Regions from separate parts of the Homo sapiens genome. Here region 2 is linked to region 1. A link is a contact called in ENCODE Hi-C or POLR2A ChIA-PET data. All regions are on one chromosome and are shown on one strand. Each heading gives the region's core, a stretch centred on a gene start or an enhancer-like site at or near the end of the contact. The rest is flanking DNA. Distances are from core to core; before and after follow the strand shown. Region 1 overlaps BLOC1S5-TXNDC5 (BLOC1S5-TXNDC5 readthrough (NMD candidate)). Region 2 holds the start of EEF1E1 (eukaryotic translation elongation factor 1 epsilon 1).

The links. Hi-C counts contacts between places; a loop is a spot of excess contacts on that map. ChIA-PET counts read pairs that join two places held with the same protein, here RNA polymerase II (POLR2A). Pooled maps may share reads with other maps.
Region 2: a map with no recorded cell type shows a loop between it and region 1 (10-fold over the local background). The contact joins the promoter of EEF1E1 here to the enhancer-like site in region 1. A Hi-C loop is called at or near these places in 3 of 37 single-sample maps with no recorded cell type and 6 of 50 pooled maps. POLR2A ChIA-PET finds 5 or more read pairs at or near these places in 1 of 52 experiments (HepG2).

The regions. Positions count from the first base shown.
Region 1 is chr6:7,961,528-7,968,318 of GRCh38, forward strand. All of the region lies in intron 4 of BLOC1S5-TXNDC5 (BLOC1S5-TXNDC5 readthrough (NMD candidate)), which reads right to left. Among named protein-coding and RNA genes, the nearest start is that of TXNDC5, 54 kb to the left of the region's middle. RefSeq lists an enhancer at 2,155-2,204. Within about 2 kb of position 1,829, at least 3 of the 41 ENCODE cell types and tissues checked have a DNase peak (open chromatin) inside an H3K27ac peak, as active enhancers do.
Region 2 is chr6:8,098,084-8,105,364 of GRCh38, forward strand. It overlaps EEF1E1 (eukaryotic translation elongation factor 1 epsilon 1), which reads right to left and starts at 4,465. Exons shown (of 4, transcript NM_004280.5): 1 at 4,352-4,465. The coding sequence starts at 4,438. It overlaps EEF1E1-BLOC1S5 (EEF1E1-BLOC1S5 readthrough (NMD candidate)), which reads right to left and starts at 4,512. Exons shown (of 7, transcript NR_037618.1): 1 at 4,352-4,512. RefSeq lists silencers at 3,864-4,049, 4,258-4,377, 4,518-4,717.

The DNA.
Region 1 (6,791 bases), core at 579-3,078:
GATCTTAATAAAGGCATAATCCCACAGGTCCTCTCTCTCTCTCGCTCTCCCCTCTCTCCCTTACTCCCCACTCCCTCTCCCTGGTTGAGCTCTCTGACACCCCTGGACTTTTCCTTAGCCTCCTGTTGGCAGCTCTGACCTTTCCGGGATCTGTAAGTTATACAGTTCTTCTGTTTCAGCCATTTTGGTTTCATTCCCTCATTTTGTCTCACTTGATGGACACAGGTGAACCTAGCTCCCCCACCCCACGCTGTTAGGGCTCTCCCAGAGAGTGGCTTCTTGGTTTTTGGCGTGTGTGTGTGTGTGTGTGTGTGTGTGTGTGTGTGTGCCGCAGTCTCGCTCTGTCACCCAGGCTGGAGTGCAGCGGCGCGATCTCGGCTCACTGCAGCCTCCGCCTCCCGGGTTCACGCCATTCTCCTGCCTCAGCCTCCCGAGTAGCTGGGACTACAGGCGCCCGCCACCACGCCCGGCTAAATTTTTGTGTTTTTGGTAGAGACGGGTTTTCACCGTGTTAGCCAGGATGGTCTGGATCTCTTGACCTCGTGATCCGCCCACCTCGGCCTCCCAAAGTGCTGGAATTACAGGTGTGAGCCACCGCGCCCGGCCAGGTTTTGGCCACTCTCAAAAGTGGAGACCTCAAAACCAAATTAGAAAGAACCACGGCGATGGAACTCACGACACAGGGTAACGGGATAAAGAGAGAAAGGGAGACACTTCAACATCCCTGTATTAGCCTTGACGGCTCAATTCATCAAAAAATACAGATTGAATATATAAGAAATACATATAAAAATGAAAAATATAATTAAAAGTACACATTATTTCATCATAACTTAAAAAATTAAAAGCTAATTAAAAATTTTTGGTTAAAAAGCTATTTAGAAAATGTTTAAAAACTCAATAAGTGGTTAAAGGAGAAAATTAACACTATAGTTACAATTATTTAGAAAAAATATGAGAAAATGTAAGTAAAATTATAGGAGACAAATTTTGCTCCTTGAGGCAAAGATTTTCACAGATTTCCCAAAAATAACATAAAAATCACTTACCATAAAAGAAAAATTTGATAAATTGGACTTCATCAAAATTAAAAACTTTTGCTCTTCAAAATAAACTGTTTTTTGGGGAGCTGAAGGAAATGTGCATTATCTTGATTGTGATGATGGCTTCAATGGTGTATACATGTCAAAACTCATCAAATTGTACACCTTAAACATATGTAATTTATTGTGGTCAACTATGTGTCAATAAAGTTGCAATGAAGAATTGGAAATAAAGAATTGGCAACTAAATACTTTTTTTTTTTTTTGAGACAGGGTCTCGCGCGGTCACCCAGGCTGGAGTGCAGTGATGCCATCATGGCTCACTGCAACCTCTGCCTCCCGGCTCAATTGATCCTCCCCTTCAAACTCCCCAATAGCTGGGACTACAGGTACTTGCCACCATGCCTGGCTAAATTTTGCTCAGTACAACTTTTTAAAACATGAACTAATTGTTGAGAAAATTAAAAGGCAAGCCATCAACCAGGAGAAAATATTTGTAATTAATGAGTCTGGCAAAGCACTTAAATTTAGAAAATATAAATAACTCTTACTATTCAACGATGGAACAAACAACACACAACCACACAGCCCATAAACTAAAGAGATCGGCACTACCCCCCGAAATGTACAAATGACCAAAAATAACATGAAAAGATGCTCACTATCTTTAGTCATCAGAGAAATGCAACTTAAAACCACAAAGAGATACCATTATACCGAACCGAGAACAGCTAAAAATAAAAAGACTACTAATAATCTCATTTATATACAGAATCTAAAACAAAAACCAACTCATAGAAACAGAGAGGAGAATGGTGGTTGGCAGGAGTTGTGGGTGGGGAAATGGGGAGATGTTGGTCAAAGGGTACAGAGTTTCACTTACAAAATGAGTAAGTTGGCCAGGTGCAGTGGCTCACACCTGCAATCCCAGCACTTTGGGAGGCCAAGGCAGGCAGATCACCTGAAACCAGGAGTTCAAGATCAGCCTGACCAACATGGTGAAACCCCATCTCTACTAAAAATACAAAAATTAGCTGGGTATAGTGGTGCACGCCTGTAATCCCAGCTACGTGGGAGGCTGAGGCAGAGAATCGCTTGAACCCAGGAGGCGAAGGTTGCAGTGAGCCAAGATCACAAGATCACGTCACTGCACTCCAGTGACTCTATCCCAAAAAAACAAAGCAAGTTCTAGAGACCTAATGTACAGCACAGTAACTGTAGTTAATAATAATGCATTATATGCCCGTAATTTGCTAAGAGAGGAGGTCTTAAGTATTCTCACTGCACGAGCACGCACGCACACACACACCCCCAAAAAGGTAACTATCTGAGGTGATGAATATGTTAATTAGCTTGTGATAATCATTTCACAATGTATACATGTATCAAAAATCATGTTGTACAACTTGAATTATATAATTTTTTATAAATTATACCTCAATAAAGTTAAAAAAACAAGGTTCAAGTTATAAAACATAGATATGTATAAGGATGTGAATATGTATATAAGCAATCAATATAGGAAAAATACATATACACAAATATATGCACATATACATTTCCTATTGAAAAGATGATGGCACCACATCCCTCTGTCTTGTCAAGGCAGTGCTTAGTTAAGAACACACCCCATCTACCACCAGGCAATTCAGTAAAAACAATGAGTGCTTTGTTTTTATGATGAGAAGGTAATGTATATAGTCTGCCACAATAATTTTCTGCTGTCTGCTTTTTTCATACTTAACAACTACTCTGATAACTCTTTCTAGAACATTCTCAGAATTAGCTCTAACCAAGCTCTAGCCCAAATGCCACTTTTACCTCTCAAATAAACTGCTTTTCCTACAGCCTGGACATCAAAAAAGTCCAAATAAGTGACCAAGAAATGGAAGAACACTTTTGAGTGACTGAGGAAGGGAAGAAATTAAATGAGCCAAGTCAGAACTCTCTGTAGGGTGAAGGTGAATGGGAAGCGTTGGGAAAAATCATTAGCACTTTTATGAAATGTATACATTTAAGATTATTTGTTGTTTTTGCCAGACTCCTTCCAGGCAAAGCATACATTTATAAATGTTTAAGTGTATTTTTTTTAAGTTCATTGCAGCTATAGAAATTGTTCCATAATGTGGAAGCCCCTGCCAAGTTTCCAGCTCTCAATTTCCCGAGATGTATAATTATATTATTATTATTATTATTATTTTTTGAGTTGGAGTCTCACTCTGTTGCCCAGGCTGGAGTGCAGTGGCGCGATCTCGGCCTACTGCAAGCTCTGCCTCCCAGGTTCACACTATTCTCCTGCCTCAGCCTTCCGAGTAGCTGGGACTACAGGCGTGTGCCACCACACCTGGCTAATTTTTTTGTATTTTTAGTAGAGACGGGGTTTCACCGTTTTGGCCGGGATGGTCTCGATCTCCTGACCTTGTGATCCACCCACCTCGGCCTCCCAAAGTGCTGGGATTACAGGTGTGAGCCACCGCACCCGGCCAGAATTATATTATTATATTATTTCGATTAAATGATTTGACTCTGTTTCTTCTGTATTAATGTTGATGTATCTTTCAGTGCATACTTGATACTTAAAAAAAAGAAAGACTACCAATACCAAGTGTTGGCAAGGATGTGGAGCAACTGAAACTCTCCTGTACCACTGGTGGGGATATAAAATAAAACATCCATTTTGGAAACGTTTGGCAGTTTCTTACAAAGTTAAGGATGCACTTAACATATCATTTAGCAAATCTGCCCCCAGGATTTTGCAAAAAAGAGATGAAAACACATCCACAAAAGACTTGTCTATGAATATTCACAGCAGCTTAATTCAAAATAGCCAAAAGGTGGGAAACAACTCAAACATCTATCAGTGAGTGAATGAATACACAAGTTGTGGTATGTTCATACAGTAATAAGATGCTACTCAGCAATAACAATAAAAGAACTGTTGATATACAGAACAACATAGATGAATCTCAAAAACAGGCTGAGTGAAAGAGGTCAGATACAAAGATTCCACTTACGTATGCATGATTCTACTTCTAGCAGCTTTCTGGATGGATGGAAATGTTCTGTACCTCGACTAGGGTGCTGGTACGTGGATTTATACATTTGTCAATACTCATCAAACTCTTAAGTGTACACATCTTATTGTACATAAATTATACCTCAATAAAGTTTATTTAAAAACACAAAAAGCAGCCATTCTGTTGCAGCTCATTGTGTAGGAAAGACATGTACACAATTTTGATGTGCTTATATTAATTACAGTGCAAACCGTGTTAAGAGCGCAAGCATGAAGAATATAAGTACACACCTTCATATAGCCACATCCACAGATTTTCACTTGATATATTGACTTTAAAAACATTTTGAGTCTTTGCTTAAAATTTTTCAGATACTCAAAATGGATAAAACTGGAAGACAGGTTAGGTTTTGGTTATTTTAACTATTAGTAAATCCACAAATAATTTATATTAGGCACCTGCTATGGTCTGAACATTTGTGTGCCCCCAAAATTCCTGTGTTGAAGCCTAATCCCCAGTGTGATGGCATTAAGAGGTGATTAGGTCATGAGGGGGATTAGTGCCCTCATGAATGAGACTAGGGCCCTTACAGAAGAGGGGGCTTGTTTGCCCTTGTATCGTATGAGGGCACAGCAAAAAGCCACCATCTGCAAACACTACTCTCACCAGACACTCAATCTGCTAGTCCCTTGACCTTGGACTTCCAGCCTCCAGAACTGTGAGAAATAAATTTGTGTTGTTTATAAGCCACCCAGTTTATGGCATTTTGTTGTAGCACCCAAACTTACTAAGATTAACACCATAATAAAAACCAAAAACGTGGCTGCAGGATGTCACGGTGGCTGGGAAGGTGGATTCTAATACTGGGTCCACCATACTGGCTGCACGGCCTTGGGCCAGCTATGAAATCATTCTGAGCTGTAGCTTCCTACTTTGTAAGTTTGTGAGGGCTAAATTAAATGAGAAAACCTATGTAATGCTTTTAAAACAGTGGCTGTTGGCCAGGTGTGGTGGCTCACACCTGTAATCCCAGCACTTTGGGAGGCCGAGGTGGGTGGATCATTTGAGATCAGGAGTTCGACACTAGCCTGGCCAACATGGTGAGACCCCGCCTCTACTGAAAATACAAAAATTAGCCAGGCTTGGTGGTGGGCACCTGTAATCCCAGCTACTCAGGAGGCTGGGGCAGGAGAATCTCTTGAAACTGGGAGGTGGAGGTTGCAGTGAGCCAAGATCATGCCACTGCACTCCAGCCTGGGTGACAGAGCGAGACTCTGTCCAACCCCCCGCCACCAGAAAAACAGTGGCTGTTATTAAATAAGCCCTCAACATAAATATGTAATGCTATTACTGTTGTCTCGGGACATTTGGATGAGTTCTGTCTGGGAAGGCAGATACTCCTAGTACAGTCCTATGCCTGCCCTTCCTGAGTTTGCAAGTACAGAGAAAAATACACAGGAATTACCACCCCCCATCAAATATATATATTCAGATCCACACACGCACCATCAATGTCTTTAGGAATACATAACAGGAGTACCATACAGCTAAACTTCTCAGGTGGGAGTATCACCTAGTGGATACCATCCCAGTATTCCCATCAGAGGAAAAGGGGCCAAAAGGGATCAGGATTGAAGGGAAGAGGGAGGTTGAAAGCAAATGAGAGGGCACTGAAAGAAGAGGGTTGGAGCATCACAATTTGAGAGACAGAGACAAATTAGAATTCAGAAGGAGGACAAGCAGGTTGGTGAGGGAATTTGAAAAAACTTGATATAAAAATCTTCACTGAAATCAGTGTGTTCCATCTAGGGATATGACACATGAAAGATTCTGTAGCCTCTCTACTCGCTATGCCTCCCATCAGGCGCACAAATATTTCCAGTGCATAGAGAGAAATTTCAGCCCAATAAAAGAAAGAACTCTCTAATAGCCAGAAGTGTCCAACATTGGAACCAGGAGCCCCAGGAGTGAATGAACCTGCAACACTGGTGGGGGGCTCTACCCGGAGCCTTAAGTCCCTGTTGATAGAGCAGTCTTGGGAATTGCTGGCTTGTTTATTTCTACTTCTTGCACTGATACTATTCTCTTGAGTGTAATACGTTTTCTACAGGCAACTTTTCATTATCTACGAGCAGGCTATTCCTGATGAGTGGTTAATGAAGTCTTTATAGAGCAGGCGATACCCTAGTAGTATAGCTAGGGTAGTGTTCTGGCTTGGGAGGCAATTCCTGTTGACTTTCTAACTTCCTGTGTGAATTCATCGGGGTATAGCTATCAGTTTGGCAGGAGCTTGAAGGAGAAACACCTGAAAGGAATCCCAGCTTATCCTTAGGATACGCCCCTGGGAATGCTCTGTATATTTCTATTTCTCTCCACTTCCATTTTTCAGTGTAACAAGTGAGATGGGGAAGATGGGAGAGACAGTCTTGCCAGGCCATACGAAGTGATGGCCCGGTATGGCATGGGGAGTGGTGAGCACAAGGTGAGTGGAAGGAACAGAACAGGAAGTGAGAATGAAATTTTGGAACTTCTAGACAAAAACATTTGCATACAAGTATTTTATAATCTATTAAATTAAGTTGGATTAAACACATTATTCTGATGTATCAATGCAGATGACTAGAAATGGACGTACGTGTATTTCAGATGAGTTACTATTAAGGACTACGACAAAAGTGTATCTTTAAGCCACAGTTGAGACTTAAAAAAAATCTGTTTATAAAATATTCTG
Region 2 (7,281 bases), core at 3,215-5,714, 140 kb after region 1:
CTGCTGCTCTTCTTAGCAATGAAATAGAAATAGTATCTTTTTTTTTTTTCATTTGAGACGGAATCGCACTCTGTCACCCAAGCTGGAGTGCAGTGGCATGGTCTCGGCTCACTGCAACCTCTGCCTCCCGGGTTCAACCGATTCTCCCACCTCAGCCTCCCAAGTATCTGGGACTACAGGCACGTGCCACCACACCCGGAAGTTTTTTGTATTTTTAGTAGAGACGGGGTTTCACTATGTTGGTCAGGCTGGTCTGGAACTCTTGACCTCGTGATCCACCCACCTCGGCCTCCCAAAGTGCTAGGATTACAAGCGTGAGCCACCGCGCCCGGCCGAAATACTATCTTGTTCTCTATAGTGATTTATACTTTGCAAGGCATTTTCATACATCTACATCAACACGACTTGGTGAAGTATACAAGGAGATTAATACTCTACAGGATACAGATTCAAAGTAAGGAGGTAACTTCAAAGTAAAGGAGGTAAAATTCTTTTCACTTTCCATTCACTATTCATAGCTCCTTGACTTCTCACTTTTGTCTTAAATTCAAATGAAACCACAAGCTCTAAGATCACCAATAAATTAAATGTATTGAAAGAAAACAGTATGGAACCCTCCGAAGGGTGCCAGTAATGTTCTACTCCTTGACTGGGTGGTTACCTGAGTGTGTGAACTTGGTGGTAACATCAACATGTGTGTACTGAATGTATGGTATATTTTGAGGAAAAAAGAGAAATCAAGGGACTCACAACTGCTGGGCGGAGGGGACACAACCAACTCTAAAGAGAATTATTTGTAAAAATAAATTATCCACAACCCAAGCATGCTCTCAAAAAAATTCCCAGTTACGTTCTCATCTAATCATTACATCTTCTAAGATAAGGTAAGTCATCTCATCCTCATTTTACAGATAATAAAAACCAAGGTTGCTTGGTTTGCAATGGCAGAGCCAGGGTTTGAATAAAGTCCTATTGGCTTAAACGTCCATTTTCTTTCCTTTACATACCCTAAAATACACAATTCTTATGAGACACATACTATTTTCACATTCATTTTAAGGTTCCATAGTCTTCAAAGTAATGACTTTTAATGGCTGCATATGCAATAGCGTGCAATGCATAATGATATTCTGGTCAACGATGTTCTGGATGGCATATCCAATGGTGCTCCCTTAAGATTATAATCAAGTATTTTTACTGTACCTTTTCTATGTTTCAGTATATTGAGATGCATAAATACTTACCATTGTGTTACAACTGCCTACATTATTCAGTACAGTAACATGCGGTACAGGTTTGTAGCCTGAAGGAGCAATAGGCTATATCATATACCTACTATTTGTGAAGTAGGATAAACTATCTAGGTTTAAGAACACTCTAAGGCTGGGCGCAGTGGCTCACGCCTGTAATCCCAGCACTTTGGGAGGCTGAGGTGGGCGGATCACCTGAGGTCGGGAGTATGAGACTAGCCTAACCAACACGGAGAAACCCCGTCTCTACTAAAAATACAAAAATTAGCCGGGCGTGGTGGCACATGCCTGTAATCCCTGCTACACGGGAGGCTGAGGCAGGAGAATCCCTTGAATCCGGGAGGCAGAGGTTGCAGTGAGCCGAGATCGCACCATTGCACTCCAGCCCGGGCAACAAGAGTGAAGCTCCGCCTCAAAAACACACACACACACACACACACACACACACACACACACACAAAAAAAAAACAGAACCCTCTATAATGTTCACACATGATGAAACTGCCTAACAATGCATTTCTTGAAATGTATCCTTGTCTTTAAATAACACGTGACTGTATGTCAATGTGTTGATGTACCATAATTTAAAGAATCAATATCCTAGATAAGGATCTCTGAACTGCTTTCAATTTTTAAACTATGATTGGTAATGTTGCAGAGAATGCCTTATTGCTGGCTCACTGCTGTCAGCTGTCTTCTCAAAAAATGGCTGAATCTTATCACATATGGCCAACCCTTTCCCCATACAAGTAAACAGAAACTTTCACTAGCTGCTAACTGCTAAAATGCTTTAATTAAAATTAAATTAAAAACCACACTCTGAACTCGGAAGTCTTCACAGTTGGGCCTCAAACTGTAATTTGGGGTTTACCTTGCATTGCATCATTCCTCATATTGGTTTACTTACTGCCCTAAACTTCCCAATCCTTCATAATTTATTGGTTTTACACATCTTTCAAAGCATAATCCCTTAAATGCCAGCTCTTCCATGAGTTTATACATCCACTTTTATAGTCAGAATTAACTTCCTTTTTCACACTCCTCAACAGTGTTTTGCTCCATATGGAGTCCTAATTAGGGAAAAGAAGTCAGGTTGAGGGGACCAAGGGAAAGCAAAAAGAGAAGGGCGATAAGCTACAAGTCTGCCTTTCTTCATGGTCCAGGACACAGCCCTTCTGCACAAATAACTCAACAATCTTTCCATGTCCAGCTATCACCGGACCTTCGGCTGATAGAAAACTCAAGTTAGCTCACTGCAACCTTGGTGTTATCAGTACTGCACAAACCCCTCTTCAGCACACAACTGAAGTACTATTCCGTAAAATCCCCAGCCAGCCTTTGTTTCCTTGCAGTTAGCTCCTCTCTTACTAACTTGCCTGTTGCACTCTTGCAACATATTTTCATACTTTCTCTAATAAATCTGCTTTTCTTTACGTACAGCTGTCCTGGTAAATTCTTACCCTGGCGCCACCAGCCCCAGAGAGTTGCTGCTCACCCACGACAGTCCATGAAGTGCTTACTATGTTGTGCTTTAAATTATTTGCTGATGATTGTTTCTCATACTAGATAATACTCATATCTTGGCAATGGTCCCTAAAAAATATAAACTAGGCCAGGCACAGTGGTTCACGCCTGTAATCCCAGCACTTTAGGAGGCCAGGGCATGTGGATCACCTGAGGTCACCAGTTCAAGACCAGCCTGGCCAACATGGTGCAACCCGGTCTCTACTAAAAATACAAAAATTAGCTGAGCGTGGTGGCGAACACCTGTAACCCCAGCTACTTGGGAGGCTGAAGCAGAAGAATCGCTTGAACCCGGGAGGCAGAGGTTGCAGTGATCCGAGATCATGCCATGGCACTACAGCCTGGGCGACACAGTGAGACTTTGTCTCAAAAAAAAAAAAAAAAAAATATATATATATATATATATATATATATATATATATATATGGCACTCTTCCAATTTAAACGGTTGCAATGTTTGTCCACTCGGCCATATATATTATATTTATACTACATATATATTATATAATATATACACTAAGCTAGGGAGTAGGGGCCGAAGGGACGGAATTATCACTGGGGCAGAGGAAACACCAAAAGAAGGCCACTTTGGCTCCAACGCCTACTCTGCCACCAATCACAGGGCTGATCTTAGGCTGAACACTTAACCTTTCTAGGCTTCAGGTTAACTTAAATAAAAACTATACTACTACTTTCTAGACAAGATCTTCACATGGACCAAATGAAGAAGAGAAAAAATTAAAGACAAAAACCAAACATCATTTGGAAAAAATCTCAAAGGAGCAAAAAAAACATATATCCAAAGTAGTCTTCCTACAACCAATTTCCTTCTCTAATACATTCCTTCTACGACAAACAACTATAAAACACAAACGTTCTAACAGTGCCTAACCAGGCAATCTCATACCTTGTGATGTTTCCCGCATTCACTGTGGGTCGTAACACTTAAACTGATAATCCAAGGCTTTAGAAACGCCTTCCCCGAATCCCCTAGATTGGGCCAAGACTCCTTAGGTGTTCTCTCTGCCATTTATGGTGCAACGTGGCACTCTTCCAATTTAAATGGTTGCAATGTTTGTCCACCTGGCCAAAAAGCAAGCTGCCTGAGAGGAGGAAGCATGTTCCCCTAAATCATCATTGTATTCCCCAGACCCAGCACGGTGCTACCTGGCACCCTGTTAGCTATAACGGAGTCGCTGCGCAATAACTGAATGAAAGGTGCGATTACGGGAAAAAAAAAAAAGCCAGTTACTGAATACATTCCAGGTTGGTCTAAGAGCCCTGTGAGGACCCTCCTCCAACTGGTTTTGTTTCCTCATAATGGGATGATGACAATTTCCCAGGAGGTGAAGTTCAGGCCAAGCCCAACCTGAGCTGGTTAACCCCTCCCTCCAGGAGGTAGGATGGCAGGGGCCGAGGCCCAGAGGCGCCAGCCGGCTAGCGGCGCAGACACGTGGGGAGCTGGGTAGCAGCATCCTCACTCCGCCCGTATCTGGTGGCCGGCCCGGGTCCTGCCAGGGCTCGGCAGGCCCCGCTCCCGTCCACCTCTTCCCCTCCGCGCCGCCTCTCCTTCTCACCTGTCGCTCGCCCTGAGCACTGTATTTATTCCCCTTACTCAGTCCCAGGGACTTCTCCAGTAGCGACAACTCTGCGGCCGCCGCCATCTTCCGGCCGTAGCTCCTGGCAGACGCGAGACCTGCAGAACAAGAACCTCCCGCATTGGTGGAAACAGAAGTCCCACTCCTGCAAACTTCAGCGGCGATTGGCTGAACGGAAGGGGCGTGGAGAGCGCGCGCCAAAGCACAGGAGGCGGGGCCGGTGGAAGGGGCGGGGCTGAGGGCGGGGTGTGAGACAGGTGGAGAAGTGATGGTAAATTTCCACTCGAACTGTTGGGGAGCTAGTTACTGGTAGAAAGGCCCCAAGGCCGGGCTTCGGTGGCTGCAGTAGACTGGATCTGGATCTCTAAATGGCAATCTATTGACATGGCTGCCAGCGGTAACTCGTTAACTCATTTGCTAGTCTAAGAGAATTTATATATGATGGGAACTGAAATTTGCCTTAGTTTGGTTCAGGAATCTGTAAATTTGAACAATCAAATTGAATAGCAAAAAGTTCACAGTCCATTAGGAGTTTCTAACGTGTAGCATAATTCATGAGGATTTTAATTGTGTTGTAGTGGTGAATTCGAAAAACTGGTTTTTCTACTGTTGATCTACAGCTCAACACTAGCAGTAGAATTATACATTTAAAGATTATTCACAGAACACGGAGTATGTCAGATAGGGGTCAAATAATTACAGCTCAAGGAAATAAGCCATTAATGGCATTAATGATCTTTTTTTGCAGTACCAGAAGGCTGGTTACATAATTTATGAAGTTTTGGTATATAAATAAACAAGGTGCATAACTTTGCCCCACTAACTTGCTACATTCTTGTATCTTCAAAAAAGAAAGAAAGGAAGAAAGAAAGAAAATTAGTAGTATATGTTGAATATTTCCAAAAGATTTGTGAAAATACAAAATATTTTCCACTTTGAAGAATGAATAAACAAAGTGTGTATTAGTCTGAGAGAAATAGAACAATCCTACAAGGTAACTCATCATTGAATCAGAAATATCAAAGTTTAGTGGGGAATGTTGTTACTGTGTTACACCTTCCCTATCCCAGAATACTTAATGAGTTTACTCTGTCAGCAGAAGTAAACATAAGGAAAAGAAACTTTTGCCAAATCAACATAACAAAATACAAAAGAAATTTCAGTATAAGTGGATTGTTAGGCACTAAATTATCTGTTTTACTTTCCATATTCAGATAATGGAATGACTATTCTACTACTTTTTAAAAGACCAACCCTCTAAGATAATTCACATATCCATTTTCAGGGTTTAGGTACACTTTTTGCTTGTAATAAAACATTTTTTAAAAAAATTAACATTTATCCAATGCCAATGGGTGGTATATTGAAAATAAGGTTTGGCCTTTGCATAATTATAGAAATATCAAATTAAAAAAGAAATCCCTAAAAAACTGAAAGCAGAACAAAGCATATTGTACATCAAATTGATGACATCATCACCCAGTGTGGACCTCTTTTAAGTGACTTTATAGCACAGTCATTTAATTGTATACTCTTAGTAAGATATGCTTTAAGGACAAAATTCATGAAAACCTGTTTTTGGTTCTTTTTGTTTGTTGGTTTGGTTAGCATCTTGGCAGTGTCAGCATTGGTATGGTGCTGTATATGTACTGTGGAATAAAGCAAAGATGCAATCATGTGGTGTTGCTGGAAAGTTGGGTGTTTGGTGTTGCCCAAAAGAGGAGTTGTAAGGTAGATGAGGTTAAATCAAAACTTTCTGGTCCTGAATTTGAATTGTAATATCAATATGAACTTATGACGCTTTTATCTTAAGGAAAATGAAAAGTATTTCCTACCTAGCTCTGTTTACTTAAAAGGCCTAGAAACAAGGACAACTCAGTAGCAATGAGCACCCCAGCACCCAGATTCTGGTTTCAAATACTATTTCCCACAAAAAGAAATGGGGGCTCTTTGGAGACCGGCTGAATCCAAACCTTGCGGGGAGATCAGTCTGGACCATCTAGTTATAGTAGAAAGAAAAGAAAGTATCTAAGAGTAATGAGGGGAGTCAAAGGGTAGGATCAGATCACTTGAGGGTCAATAATAGTCATTACAAGCTGAGAGTCGATAAGAATAATTGCAATGAATTGAAACATGTTGAATATGTTTAAGTCTATGAGTTCATAATGATACTAAAAAAAAAACAAGAACAAAATCAAAATAACCCTCATTCGTTACCTTTGGAGGATACTAGAGATCCAATTCATTATTTTGAAAAAGGATAAAGAAAACACATGAAGAAACCAATATATTTTTTCATGATTATCCTATGTAAACTGTATCTCAGGGAAACTAAACTCTAATGAGGAAAAATGTCTTTATAGAATTCTAACTAATAAAAACAGAACAATAGAATATTATTGTTTTGCAGCTACGGATATAATAATGAATCTAGGTGACAATTATCAATAGCTATTCACATCATAAAAACAGAGACAAACAGACATAAATTGCTTCTGAGAGAGGTGTACATCATCACCCAGTCTTGCCAATCGAATCTGAATTTGACCAAGCCTTTTGATCTAACAGCCAATTTACAAGAAATAATAGCAGGAAAGAGGATCATGTTAAATGATGTCATGGAGATGCAATGAGCAAATTCTAGATCATGAAAACTATAGGACAAATGATCCAGTTGTTTCAACAAGTAAATTGCAAAGCAAAAAGAAGAGGCAGAGAGAAGTGAACCTGTAAGTTGAAAGCATTATAAGGGAACTGTCAACCAATTGCAATATATAAATCTTTTTTTCAAGTCTGGTTCCAACTAATAAACTGTTAATTTTTTTAAGTGGATTGTCACATCATGATTGTGGCAAATGTCTACTACATTCCATTTTATATACTATGGGTATTAAATTCCATGCCCAAAT